Linked DNA regions of Homo sapiens: region 1 is linked to region 2. A link is a contact called in ENCODE Hi-C or POLR2A ChIA-PET data. All regions are on one chromosome and are shown on one strand. Each heading gives the region's core, a stretch centred on a gene start or an enhancer-like site at or near the end of the contact. The rest is flanking DNA. Distances are from core to core; before and after follow the strand shown. Region 1 overlaps TBL1XR1 (TBL1X/Y related 1). Region 2 overlaps TBL1XR1 (TBL1X/Y related 1).

Evidence for each region. A loop is a pair of places that touch in the nucleus more often than their neighbours do. ChIA-PET counts read pairs that join two places held with the same protein, here RNA polymerase II (POLR2A). Pooled maps may share reads with other maps.
Region 1: a loop to region 2 is called in a map of CD4-positive, alpha-beta T cell, with 2.4 times the contacts of the local background. The contact joins two enhancer-like sites. A Hi-C loop is called at or near these places in 6 of 168 maps with a recorded cell type or tissue (CD4-positive, alpha-beta T cell, CD4-positive, alpha-beta memory T cell, IMR-90 and 3 more), 4 of 37 single-sample maps with no recorded cell type and 3 of 50 pooled maps. POLR2A ChIA-PET finds 5 or more read pairs at or near these places in 7 of 52 experiments (A673, H1, OCI-LY7 and 4 more).

What each region holds. Positions count from the first base shown.
Region 1 is chr3:177,104,532-177,111,581 of GRCh38, reverse strand. All of the region lies in intron 1 of TBL1XR1 (TBL1X/Y related 1), which reads left to right. Among named protein-coding and RNA genes, the nearest start is that of TBL1XR1-AS1, 71 kb to the right of the region's middle. Within about 2 kb of position 1,666, at least 3 of the 41 ENCODE cell types and tissues checked have a DNase peak (open chromatin) inside an H3K27ac peak, as active enhancers do.
Region 2 is chr3:177,064,569-177,071,430 of GRCh38, reverse strand. It overlaps TBL1XR1 (TBL1X/Y related 1), which reads left to right. Exons shown (of 16, transcript NM_024665.7): 3 at 6,409-6,511. The coding sequence starts at 6,454. Among named protein-coding and RNA genes, the nearest start is that of TBL1XR1-AS1, 31 kb to the right of the region's middle. Within about 2 kb of position 1,355, at least 2 of the 41 ENCODE cell types and tissues checked have a DNase peak (open chromatin) inside an H3K27ac peak, as active enhancers do.

The DNA.
Region 1 (7,050 bases), core at 417-2,916, 40 kb before region 2:
AAGCCTGTAATCTCAGCAGTTAGGGTGGCCTAGATGGGCAAATAACTTGAGGTCAGGAGTTCAAGACCAGCCTGGCCAGCATGGTGAAACCCAGGCTCAACCGATCCTCCCAGCTATTTTGTCTCTACTAAAAATACCCAAATTAGCCTGGCATGGTGGCATGCACCTGTAGTCCCAGCTACTCGGGAGGCTGAGGCAGGTGAATCGCTTGAACCCAGGAGGCAGAGGTTGCAGTGAGCCGAGATAGCGCCACTGCACTCCAGTCTGGGCAACAGAGAAAGGCTCTGTCTTTAAAAAAAAAAAAAAAAAATCAATCATAGTGGTTTCTCAGTGGAACTCAGGTGTGTCTAACCCAGGGTAACTTTTGTATCGTTTGTGGATTCTTTGCCCTTTGCATACCTACCTGAATAATGATATGGTGATGGTGATGATAGTAGGGAGAGGTGCAAAGACAATAGCTCCTGGATTGCATGTCCTCCTGTTGTGTGCCTGGCGTGATACTGCCCTGCTAGCCTGTCCTGTCCTGTAGCTTTCTCTGTAAACACATGCCAGGTGTGGCCTACTTAGGTTTTGTGAATTTGTCTAGTTGAGTCTGAGTTGTTAGAGCAGTTCCTTTCAACTGTTGATTTGCTTGACGTGAGATCAAGGGGGTGAAAATCATACACAACACATTTTTTTCCTCTTTGTTTGAAAGATATTTTCCTCTTCTGGACCCTATCTAGAAGAAGTATTCCTTAGACAATTTCCGGCTTCTTTTCTCTCATGAAGAGGAGGTAAGATTTTTGTTCTCACACTTATCTGCTTCCCAAAATATCCCCCCCGTTCTCATTAAGTTCTGACCACTCCTTCCTCTCATCTCATTTAATTCTTATTCATATCTAGAATTGTGTTTTAGGTACAATAGTAGGCATAAGTCACAGACATACTGTCATTTATTCCTGTGCATTTACAATAGAAGGTATTGAAAAAATTCAGCTTAGTGTCTTCATAGTTCTAGCTTTATGCATTTTCACAGACATTTATCCTTTGCCTCCTCTTTGTCTTCTGCTGAAGAATAGTGAACACAGTAGGGAAAAAAAAACCACAAAACCAAGACCAGGTGTTCTTAAGCAAAGAAGTTCTGGTTTGTGTTTTGTTATTTTTCCCTAGTCAGGTATTTTAAATTCGTAATGGTGGGTGTATAGCCCTAGATACATTGTAAGCTTTGCTGGATATTTACAAATTGTTGCCTAAACTGTAGAAGGGCTTAAGTCATTAGACATTCTATTTTAGTGACATTTTTCTGTTTTTCTGTATCATGTGTCTTGGAAAAACTTTGAAGTTCTTTGATGTTAATTTTGTAAGAATGTGTGTCTGAAAATATTTTGACTGAATAGACTCTGGGTTACAGTTAAGAATTTCTTTGATTTGGCACATCTTCTCTTTAGCATTTCATAGCTTTTATCATGGCCTGCATATACAACATGTCAATTATAATGCCTGATAGGTCTCCTAGGAGTTGTAGCTTCACAATATATAGGAGGCATCAGGCACAAATCGATACTGCAGAGAAAAAATTAGAGTAACTAAAACATAAATGACGTATTTTGTGAATAAGGAAGTGTTCTAGGTATGCCTTCCAGTAGTAAGCGGACAACACCAAGATATAAGGCACGTCTTCATACATCATTGTCTGTACACAGAACATCGAGCATACAGGAAGCTTCCTGAGTATCTTGCTGTCTCTCAATTGAAATACAAACCAACTCTGGCTCTGACCATCCTACTTTAATATTGCAACCCAGGGGTTCCTCTTTCACCTCTCTTCCCCCCAACTTCTGAATCCCTTTACCCTGCTTGGACTTTTTCTTTTTTCATAGCATTTATGATTGTAACATTACTTATTAATCAAAATTCTGCTGGAATTTAAACTGTGAGAGAGCAGGGATCTGTGTTTTATTTACTGATGTATTTTAGTAAGTTTTGTCCCCAGTGGGTGAATTAATAGTAACTCGATGTAAAGGGCTAACTTTTAATGTTAACAATCTCTAGTAGAAAGGTTAATTACAATTTGTTTTTTCTTCCTTCTTCCTTTCTTTCCCCACCTCTTCTTTCTTCCCATAGTTCTGTTGTCTACTGCAGGACAAATCTTACAATCATCCCAAAATACAAAAACAAAACAACCTTCTGTTTAGTCTTGGAGGTAAACATAGGCTTTAAATTACATTTCTTCCTATTCTCTTAAAGGGGACTTGCTTGATAGTTTGTATTTTCTTGAGTAACTAATGCATTTCTAATGGAGAGAGTTCATTTAGTGTGCAGGTTCTTTGTTTCTGATTGAATGTTTGGTTGCTTTCATATTCAGTTTATGTTCAATTAAAAAATTGGGAAAAGGTATGAAATTGACAATTTTAAATGTAATTTTGTTTATATATTAACTTGTTTTTAAAAATTAATTACAAATATACAATTTACTTGTTTTTTCCCCATATTTATCTGTGAATTAGATTATGATTTAGGATTGTTAGAAAATGTGAAAAGAAAACATGTTTGACAATAACATTTTCATCTCTATTATAGAAGTGATTTTTGGTATCCAGATATCCTTATCCCATCAAAAAGCTAAAATGCAAGCTCATTTTCTGTTAATTTTTAAGATGGGCATAACATTTCTTCTCATCGCTGCTTGGTGAACATTAGCTAGTATTGCCACAACTTATGGCCAGTGTTTTCTGTTTCTTCCTTCCTTCTATTTGCTCTGGCAAAGAGGACGCATTTCCAGGACCAGTCTCAGCTAGCCCAGTGTCTTTATTGTCTGTTTCTTTGTTGTTTGCATTAATAAAAATACCATTAGTATTTTTTAAACTCATGGAAATTCATAATTCAAACAATTTTTTTGCTTAGGGAGTTGATTCTTTTTGTTCTTTTAATACTATACTATTTTTAACCTTTTTGCTCCCTTTTAAACTATACATGCAGTTATAATTAACTGATATTAGTATTACTTCTGTGCGAAAATGCCTTTAGGCATTCAATAGGATTATAAATCCTAGTTTATTTTCTTTACAATAAGCCAAACACTATGTTCATACTTGTTATCAAGCTGTCTAATACACTATATAGATGAAGACACTGAGGGCTTGCTTACAGTTGTATGGATATGATGTGAAAGAGCTGAGTTTTTAAACAGAACAGAAAGCCTTATTCTTTCCATTCTTACCCCCACTGTCTTTTAAGTTTCTAAAGATGGCAGAGGAATGTTGAAGTTTAATACTTATAATTTTCTTAATGAACTTCATTATTATATATAGGGCCACATAAGATACTATGTTTGAATTCCTTAGAAAATTTCCTTTTCATAGAATGGTTATATATTTTTAGTAGGCAGTGTTTAAATAGTAAGTGTTTTTGCTTGGTCTGTTAATTTATTTGATTTAAAAAAATGTTTACCTCATTTAACCTAAAAGCTTCTTTGCTTTATCCTGGATCTGTAGAAATTTGGATGGTTCTGGGAATTGCTTCAGAGTCAACAAACTATGACCTGTGGACCATATCTGGTGTGTTATCTTTTTTTTTTTTGAATAAAGTTTTATTAGAAAGAGTAATGCCCATTCATTTTTTAATGTATTGTCTGTGGCTACTTTGCTGTATAATAGCAGAGTTGAGTAGTAGTGACAGAGACCAAATGGCCTGCAAAATAAAAAAATATCTGCTAACTGGCCATAGTTTGCCTTAGACCATTGCGTGCCAATGACTGAGAAGTAAGATGGAGTAGTTGTATTCAGATAATCTCAGTTGGTGTTTTATTATCGTAACTTGGGTGCTGGGCACAGAGAGGAGTTTTCTGTATTGAAATATATATAATATATGAGATCTTAAGAAAGGTAGTTTCGTTTCATGATCCCCGGATGGTGTATCTATGTGTGTGTGAACCAGAAGTGGCTCCTTGAATGGGTCAGGCAGATAACACAGCTTGTGTTTGCTGGTTCGAATGTATCATTTTAAGTTTGGTGAACAAGTTAAATTGAAAGCATTTTGGCAAACCAACACCGGATGAGAACTTGGCATTCTCCAGAATTAAGAATATTCCACTAAAAAAACCCCCATACAACCTTGATTTCATAAATGAATGTATTTCTGGCAGCTATTTTGATTGGAATGTGGTAGTTAAATGAAATATTTGTTTTAATTTACTGAAGGAAAAGCATTTGCTGATACTGTCTAGATTATGCCAACTTTCAAAATATGAAATTAAAGAAACCAATTTGAAAACTTTTTTTCACGTGAATCTGTAAGGAAATGTTTTCTGTAAGGACACATAAGAGCGACTCTTTGAGTTCATCAGTAGTGGATAAATAGAAACATAACATTTCAGAATTCTGAACCTAATATCTAGTTTAATGTAAGTGTGTATATTTTTTGTGTGTCCAAAGCACTTCAGAATGACAGTTTTCAGTTTAGTAATTATCCGCTGACATATTCTTAATTTTTTTTTTAAAGAGGCCTATTGCATTCTATTACAAAGTAAAAATTGAAGCTGTTTAGTTGTGAAGAGTGTTTGAAGAACTGCTTCATTTAGAAGGTGTTCATTATCACTGTGAGGTTATGCTAGTCAGGATGACTACTGTGGGCATATTCCAAATCTGTTGTAATTAAAAAGTTTTATAAATGATAATTTTTTTTTTTAGTAGTAATGCTGTTGTGTTAATTCACTAAAAGACATAATGTACCTGGATTCAATAGCCTTAGTAGCACACAGGACGGCAGAATCTGAATGGGCAGTTTGTGTCCTGCACAGAGGTACACAGCCAAGGGAAAAGTGGGCACTGAAATCCAGGCCAAGCTGTTTCCCTGTTAGCGGACTGTCTTCACAGAGGAAGGAGCTTCCTTTATAACAATTTATTTCTGTTATTTAATATGCATTATGTCTTATTACTATGCTAGGCACTGATTAGCACTTTTTATTCCACTCTCCTAACTTATTTTACAGATGAAAAAGCGAAGGCACTGAGAGAGGTTATCTAGTTACTAAGAGTCAGAGCCAGGGAGTCCAAACCCACCTGTGTGGCTCCACAATTCCAGGCTCTTAACCTCCGATACCACGTGGCTTCCTTTTTGTAATTTATTTTGCTAGAGTCTAATTTGCACAAAGGTACTGCAGAAGCTAGTGCTGGCGCTGATAATACACTTGAGTGCTAAGTTAGAAAGGGATGGGGCGCACGTAGAACAAACTTCAGCTCATTTGCCTAAGTGCCCACTAGAACTTCCTTGATGAATCACATATCCAGATTTTGTTTGAACATTGTCATTGATTTGCGCGATGGTTTCCCTTTATATTGAATAGGAAAAAAATACCTTTCTATAACTTCTGCCTACTACTTAAAATTTTGTCACACATAGCTGAGGCTCATTTGGGCTTTATGTGTTTTTTATGCATTTTCTTCTTTTTTTTGTTATTATGTTTTGAAGTCTTTTTAGGCCCCTTTCTGTTTATGGTGTCTTCATTATCATTGTCCTTACTTTTCTGTTCATTTTTGGGAGACAGATTGAGTTTATCTTTTGTTTGTCATCATTAATCTTAAAATTAGATTAATAAACCACTTAATTTAGTCCGATGTAGTATTAACATATTTCTCCCTCTAGTTCTGAACACCTCTCACTTTGCAATTTAGTATTTGAAAGAAGCGACTCTCCTGCCTTAGGTTAATAATTAGACCTGACTAGTAAAATTCTCCATCCTGTCCCTTCCCTTCCCACCCCCACCCAGTGGTTCTCAGTCCCCATTGGAATCACACACATGCACACACACACCCACACACTGACACGGGGTGGGTGGGGAGGATTTTAAATGCAAGTGATGTAGATCCTACCCTAGACCAATTACATCTGAGTGAGGGGCTCACCACGTCATAGTTAGGTTCTAATCTGGGGCATTTCTGTAGGACAGAGCTAATCAAAGACAGTCTTCTTGGCAGAGCCATTCTCATTTCTATTGGAAATGTGTTCAACTGAATGATTTGTGTGTTGTAGCCTAATTAGCTATTCAGATTCTTAATACCTTGAATCAGATATTCAAACCTTAGGAAGAGTGAGAAATCTATTAAGATGTAGGAATGTCAGTTTTCTTTTCTAACTTAAGTGCCAGTGTACCCACCTGTGTGGTCTTAGGCAACAAAGCTTGATATCCCCCCTTCATATTATTTCTTAGATCTTCGTTGCTGTTTCTACTGGTCCACCCCTCCTTCGGCCCCCCACACTTGTTTCTTTCTTCCAAACTGCTTTTTTAACAAAGGGTTTAGCAGCTATCAAACTTTATGTAAACAAGAAAACAGTGTCATATCTGTCGTATTTCAAAGGCACTGTAAGTTACACCATTAATTTAATAACATTTTGGGGAAAACAGTTATAGTTACACATTAATGCTCTACTCACTTTAAAGAAAAAATAACTTAAAATCATAGATACATTTTTATATTAGTTTTCAAGTATCCGTAAATTTGGAGTGTAAGCTTTTTCTCATGTTCAAAATCCCTATCACTGAAGGTTTGTGAACCGGAAGCTTTTGATGCATAGGCGTTAGTGCCTAAGTAATACACTTGACTTATGTTAGCATTAGAAACTGTTCAAACCAACCTTTAATTTTAAGAACTCTGTGGGTCATTGTAAGAGAGTTTGTGCTGTTGTCTTTAATTGCATTGCTTACCCTGTGACAGAAAAATTTAGAAATACTTGAGAGTTTTTTGTTTTATTCTTGCACAATAGTTTATTTTTGTATAATCTTAACATAAAATTCAATGACATGTGATGTTACCAGTGAAACTAATTCAACTAAGGTAGTAATTAGGTGATTAGACACCAGTGCATGTTTAAATTGTTTTCTTTTTATGTGAGTATGTGGTCTTGAGAATAGCTTATTTTTAAAAATTGGTGTCAGATAACTTTTGAATCATTTTTCCCCTAATCGCTTAAGTAACAATGGGAAATGAAAACATAGGCAGTAATTGCAAAGCTGTGCGTGATCTGACAGTGAGTCTGATCTCAGAGTCACTTAAGATATCCCTGCTGTTATAG
Region 2 (6,862 bases), core at 106-2,605:
ATGAGGAACCAAGGAATAACCACATCTTCTTCTAATACAGTGTTTCATAAACATTACTGTGGGTAGTATTTATTACCCTGGCCTCCTTTTCTCTTTGTTCTTCCTATAATATTTGAGTTTTAAGCAGAGTTCCTATCTATTCAGGTGATTAACTGTCCTTGTAAAGCTTTAGCATGTGTTCCACTCTTTGAGATTCTTAGATGAAACCCCGTCTCTACTGAAAATACAAAAAATTAGCCGGGCACGGTGGCGGGTGCCTATAGTCCCAGCTGCTCGGGAGGCTAAGGCAGTAGAATGGCGTGAACCTGGGAGGCGGAGCTTGCAGTGAGCCGAGATCGCACCACCACACTCTAGCCTGGGCAACAGAGCAAAACTCTGTCTCAAAAAAAAAAAAAAAAACAGATTCTCAGAACATGTCTGTTCCAAAGCTAGAATAAGTAGTTAGTTTTAGTTGATAAAGTCTCATTAGCTTTCTATTGTAATACAGATTCCTATTCAGACACACTCAGTATTTTATGCTAGTCAGACAGATTTTGACAGATCTTGATTTTAGTTTATTTTTATTTATTTATTTATTTTTTTTTTGAGACGGAGTCTTGCTTAGCTGCCCAGGCTGGAGTGCAGTGGTGCAATCTCAGCTCACTGCAGCTACCGTCTCCTGGGTTCAAGCGATTCTCCCATCTCAGCGTCCTGAGTAACTGGGATTACAGGCACCTGCCTCATGCTGGCTAATTTTTGTATTTTAGTAGAGATGGGGTTTCGCCACGTTGGCCAGGCTGGCCCTGAACTCCTGACCTCAGGTGATCCACCCGCCTCGGCCCCCCAAAGTGCTAGGATTACAGATGTGAGCCACCGCACCTGGCCAATTTTTATTTTTCGTGTCTGACTTTCTAATTCTTTGCCAGACTGACATTGCTTTACCTTAAGTTCTGTGACTGATTACTGCTTAGTTATTGAAAATATGTACCAGAAGTATGACCTATCTTCTTATCTCTTAGCATTTTCATTTCTTGTCCTTCTTTGTTCCCCTGTTGATATACCTTGACTGTAATTTATTCAGTTATTCCATACATATTTATTATTTCCTAGGATATGTATTTTTATGTTTTAGAAGGATCTTAGTTATAATCTGTGTAAATAATCACTTTTATACATTTAGGAAGTTGAAGTCAATGTCTGTGGGCAATGAGGCAGCTCATCAGAGGTCTTTTGGGTATAAAAAGAAATAAATTTGTAGCTAATGACTCTTGGACTTAAATCAAAGTGACTCATCATATAATGGATGCTAGTTTACTGCTTTCAAGCCTCAAGAGCTTTGCTGAGACTTTTAAAAAATTGCTTAATTGAGATTATGAGTCAGTGTTCCCTATCATCAAATAAACAACAAATATTCTGTTTTTTAAAAAAGCATTTTGTGAAAACCATTCTTACCTGTGGGCTATACAAATATAGGTGACAGGTTGAATTTGACATACAGGCTGTAGTTTGCAGATCCCTGGCTTAGATCACAGTTGAAACCAGTTTGATACTAGAAGTCTCAGTTAACTAATGAATAATTGATTTGGTGTGTTGTTTTTCCTTCCTTCCTTCCTTCCTTCCTTCCTTCCTTCCTTCCTTCCTTCCTTCCTTCCTTCCTTTCCTTCCTTTTCCTTCCTTTCCTTCCTTTCTTTCCTTTCCTTTCTTTCTTTTCTTTCGTCAGAGTTTTCCTCTGTTGCCCAGGCTGGACTGCAGTGGTGCGATCTCGGCTCACTGTAACCTCCACCTCCCGGGTTCAAGCAATTCTCATTCTTCAGCCTCCCGAGTAGCTGAGATTACAGGCCTGCGCCACCATGCCTGGGTAATTTTTTTGTATTTTTTTTTGTAGAGATGGGGTTTCACCATGTTGATCAGGCTGGTGTCAAACTCCTGACCTCAGGTGATCTGCCTGCCTTGGCCTCCCAAAGTGCTGGGATTATAAGTGTAAGCCACCATGCCCAGCTGGTGTACTGTTTTTTTTATGTCTTTATATGTTGGTGTTTATAAAGGTTGATAAGTCTTAATAAACATCATGTGCAGTAGGTACTGAAATATTTCTTAATGAGATGAGCTTATTGTTTTCCCTTTTCCTGATTCCTGGAGATGTCTGTCTGAGATCTGACCCTGATTTTGGTCTTCTAATACATTTTTTAGGCCTATAAAAATGCTTTCTTAAAAATTGCTTTATGACCTCATACTCTCAGGTAGCTTGCAAGGTTCCTATATACAACTCTGTGACATATACTGACTCACGTCTTTGAAGTTTAGAAGTAGAGGAGACTGTCTGATTCCATTTTCTCATTTTATAGATGACACAGAGACCCAGAAAATTTGCATCACTTGTCTAAAATCATATAGGCCATCCAAGATGTTATTTTTAATTTACATCCGAGCTCTGGATTCCAATGAAAGAGAGAAGGAAAAGTAATTTAAGTTCGTCACATCTAAGTTATAATTATACTTTAGTTTTGGACTAAGTTATGTTTGTAAGATAAAGTAATTTCGATTACACATTTGACTTTAGATCATGCAAAGAGTGTCCAGATCTCTTAAAAATGTGCTATAGCTAGGAGATTTAAGAAGATAATCTTATTTCTTTCTTTGTGTCCATAACTCTTTCACTGTTTTTTTCAGTCATCTAGATTTAAAATTATGTAATCGAGGATCACAGTTGGGCCCTGGCTTCAAGAATGGAATCAGAAAAGAATATGCTGTCTGTCTTGATTGAGGGTGACATTTAAAGTAGTACTTTGATGTGTAGGAGAACTAGGAGAGGATTAAATATTTGGAGCAGTAGTTGTCCAGCGAGTATATGCTGAACTGAGTTTTGTGATGCTGAAAATGCTGTACATATTCAGCTCACTGAATAGTCGTAGCTGGATTGCCTCACTAGTCCTGTGTTTTTGTAATATTTGCTGAATTATTGGCTACAAAGTTATGCAGTAAAATGATATTTCATGGTGAACATTTACAATATTAAGCGAACTTTTGAATATAGCCACCAATTGGCTAAATATTAAGACTAATTTTGGATTTGCTTTTGGCTACATTAATATAGCTATGGTTTGAATTAAGTAGTTGATTGCCTATAAGTGATTGGAATTTTAAATAAAAGCTTTTATGAGTATACAAGTGATTTCTGAGAGGAGGAAAGTTACAAAGATCTAATTTTTGGGAGGATCTCAGTTAATATTTAAGAATGAGTAAATATGATCAGGTAGAATATACAAATAAATCCTTTGTGAATTTAGGAAGTGTCTATTTTGAATATCCTGTTTATTTAATAAGCCATAAGCTCTTTGAGGGCAGGACTTCATTTATGCATGATATACTCTTCATCAGGCCTGATACCTGGGTGGTGAAGTGTAAAGACTGGATGAGTGTCTCAGTGCTGTTTTGTGACCTAGTTTAAAGACAGTTGTTCTAAAAGATACCAGAATGGAGGAACTATAGTGGTAAGTCTTCTTGTGTACTCTTTGAGATCTGATTCCTAGTATTTAGTACTCATGCGGGCAGGGGAAGACTACATCACATCCTAGAGCGTTCATTTGGCTATATAAATAAACCATAATGGACAAGTTCTAAGTTCTGCAAAGCCTTATTAAGTCCACTCATGAAGTAGTGGCATTTTCTCTAATTTCACTCTTTGGCACATAGGCTTTTAAGTTGTTTTAGAAGTAAGCCTTTCAAGGTCTTTTTCCTTTAAAAAAAAAACTTAATTGCCGGGAACTAATATAGCACTATGATCAATTAAATAATCAGTTTATAGCAGTTTGGACAGATAACTTTCCTGCTCTTATTTGGTATTTTTTATTATGACTTAAAAATATACCAGCAATATATATTTATTGCAGGAATTTTTAAAAGCAATAATTTATATCATTTTGATTTGTATTTTTCTTTGCCCTGGAATGCATTAGGTGGTGCTGGAAGCATCACTTGTTACTAGTTTCAGCTGGGAAATTGATGGCCTTTGCTAATCAGAATGAGCATTGTGAAAAACCTTTGCAGGTTGGATACTTTCATCCAAGTTTTGGACTGAATGATATTAGGGGAAAAGAAAATTTACTGTTTCTTTGTCAGTCTGTCTCAGTTGGATTCCACCTAGCCCATCTCATTTTGGGAAATCCTAAAAATAAAATAGTTGCTAATTGTTCCCCGTGACAAACATATTCATGATTGATCAAATTATGATTTAATTTCTTATAATTTTATCATGGATGGGGTTGGATGTTTTGTTTTTAAAGTCATTCAATTTAGCATGCCTTCAGAATTGACTGTGCCTGCTATGTGTGCCGAGCACAATACCGCACCTTACTGGTGGTTAGGCTAAAGTTGAGGAAGGTGTCCTGCCAGAACATTTACCATCTAGTGTACTATAGTACATCTAGACCAGTGCCCTGGGCCAGTATCCTCAAAAGAGTATTTGACTTATTCCATTAAGCATGTAATAAACATTCAGGTTATATAAAGTTAATTGTACTCTTTGAATTAATTTTTTTGGTGAAGAGGGTACCTTTTCTTTAGATGAAGATATTGTAATTGTCACTCTTCCTCTGTGGTTTCCCATCTCAGTAATTGACAGTACCAACCGTTCAGTTGTCCAGAGAGAAACCTTTGATTCTTTCCTTTTCCTCAACTATGCCTCAACTATGCATCCAGTCAGTTACCATTGAGTCTACCTTCTAAATATTTTTGGAACCCCAGTGTTCCTCTGTGACAGTCCAGGATTTAGTCTTCTCCTGAGTTACTGCAATATTTTCCTAATTTGGCTCCCTAATTCCTCTTACTCCAATCTAGCTTCTTTATAGTCTGTGCTTTTCCCTGCTCTTCCTGAAACTGTTTAATGGATTTGTTTTCTCTTAGTGCTGCCTTGAAGGTCCTCCTGAATATAGTTTCTGCCTGCATTTCAAGCCTTACTCGTCTCTGTCCTCACTCATTCCTTCCACACCTGCTGCAGCTCATGGGATGCTTCTGTTCACTCCCTCCCTTCCCCAAGCACCCTTGTTTTCGTGCCCCTCCTTTAGTCTGAATACCAAGGACACTCCTTCTAAATGTGTTCCTAGACTGCTAACTTTAGTTAGGGCTTCTTCTGTGTGTGTCCACTAGAAAATTGTCATTGCCTCCCATTTGTCTTTCTCCCTATGACAAGCTTGATGGGTGGTACTTAGTCACCACTTTGTCCTCAATGTAGGGCAGTAGCAGTTTGTCACCTGGTAGCCTACTCAAATGCTTGTTAATTTTTGATTTTTTTAAAAAATCTGCTAACTGTATCATAAAGAAATCCATGATGTGGCAGGACAACCAGCATAGTTCCACGTTAGATATTTCTTTATGCTGAATAGATGTGAATATATCATTTTTAAAGAGGAATTGGCAAACTACACTCTGTGGACCAAATCTAGCTCGCTTTCCTTTTATAAGAATCACAAGCAAAGAAAGGTCTTTACATTTTTATAAGTGCTTAGGAAAAAAAAATCAGAAGAATAATACTTTATGATACAATGATATTATGAAATTCAAATTTCAGTGTCCATAAGTTGAGTTTATTGGAACACAGCCACACTCGTTTGTTTACATATTGTGTGTTGCTGCTTTTGCACCACACAGCAGAATTGAGTAATTGTAACAGGCTGTATGGCTGATAAAGCCTGAAATATTTATTGTTTGGCTCTTTATATAAAAGTTTCCTGACCTCTCCTTTCAGTCATTTCTGTGACATGAGGACAAATAAGTATAATTAGATATATTTGAGTCATGCCTCAGTTTTCTTTTTTCCCCCACTTCGTGTTAAGGTTTAAGTATGTCCAGTAAGAAAGCATCATTTGAGTTTTGGGAACTGTATTCCAGCCTATCTCATACATACCTAGAGCTTTTTGAGACTTGAACATTACAGATGAGATGGTGAGAAAATAGAGACTTCATATCCTGCCAAGTTTCATAGATAAAACTGGAGTGGATAACTCATGGTTCTACCCCACCCAATGGTCTTTTCCCAAGTAACTGATATTCTTTTTTAACTAAATCAGCCTTCTTGCAAATAACTAATATTTTTTATTTTTAAAATTTACTTCTTTTTACAGTTAAGGAGAAAAAGTGAGCAACATTTTATGCTATTTGATAAAATCATTAAAATATTATGCTAAAGCCCTCTAAAAAATTTTGTTTTATTTTTGCCAGTATGTTACTTTGAAGAAAAATAACACCAGCCATGTTTTGGTTGTATAATCATTTTCCTAACTATTGGAAGCAACTTTGTCAGGTTTTATTATTAGGCAATGTAGAACCTTCGTTTTACATCATTTAATAAAATCAAATGGTTTTTACAACATTGTTTACATCTTGTTTAAAAATATTTTACTGAGAAAATAATTAACTTTGTTTTATTTTTAGGGTTATATCCTGTGTTGTGACCTCATGGTTTAAGTGGGAATAAAGATGAGTATAAGCAGTGATGAGGTCAACTTCTTGGTATATAGATACTTGCAAGAGTCAGGTGAGTACTTTTATAAAGTAAATAGGCCTCAAATTATTTTAATATTCTCAAAATAATCTTTTATGCATTTGAAATTTGTATCAGTCCAAACCGTTGAACTTTGTATGTTTTCTTAATGTCTGGACTGCCATTTTAAAGCTATGTTTTACTGCATGGTTTAACTCTCTGACTCTTTCAAATATGTTGCAAACAAGGCAATTATTTGTAACAGTTTGGCTTTCGTTGTTCAAAGACCATTTTTATAATCTGTTATGAGGTGAGATTATTGCATATGTAGTAGGAACATAAAAACTTTTAGCCACCATCAGTTTGATAATGTATATCCAGAATTCTCAATTAAATGTTGTTGGT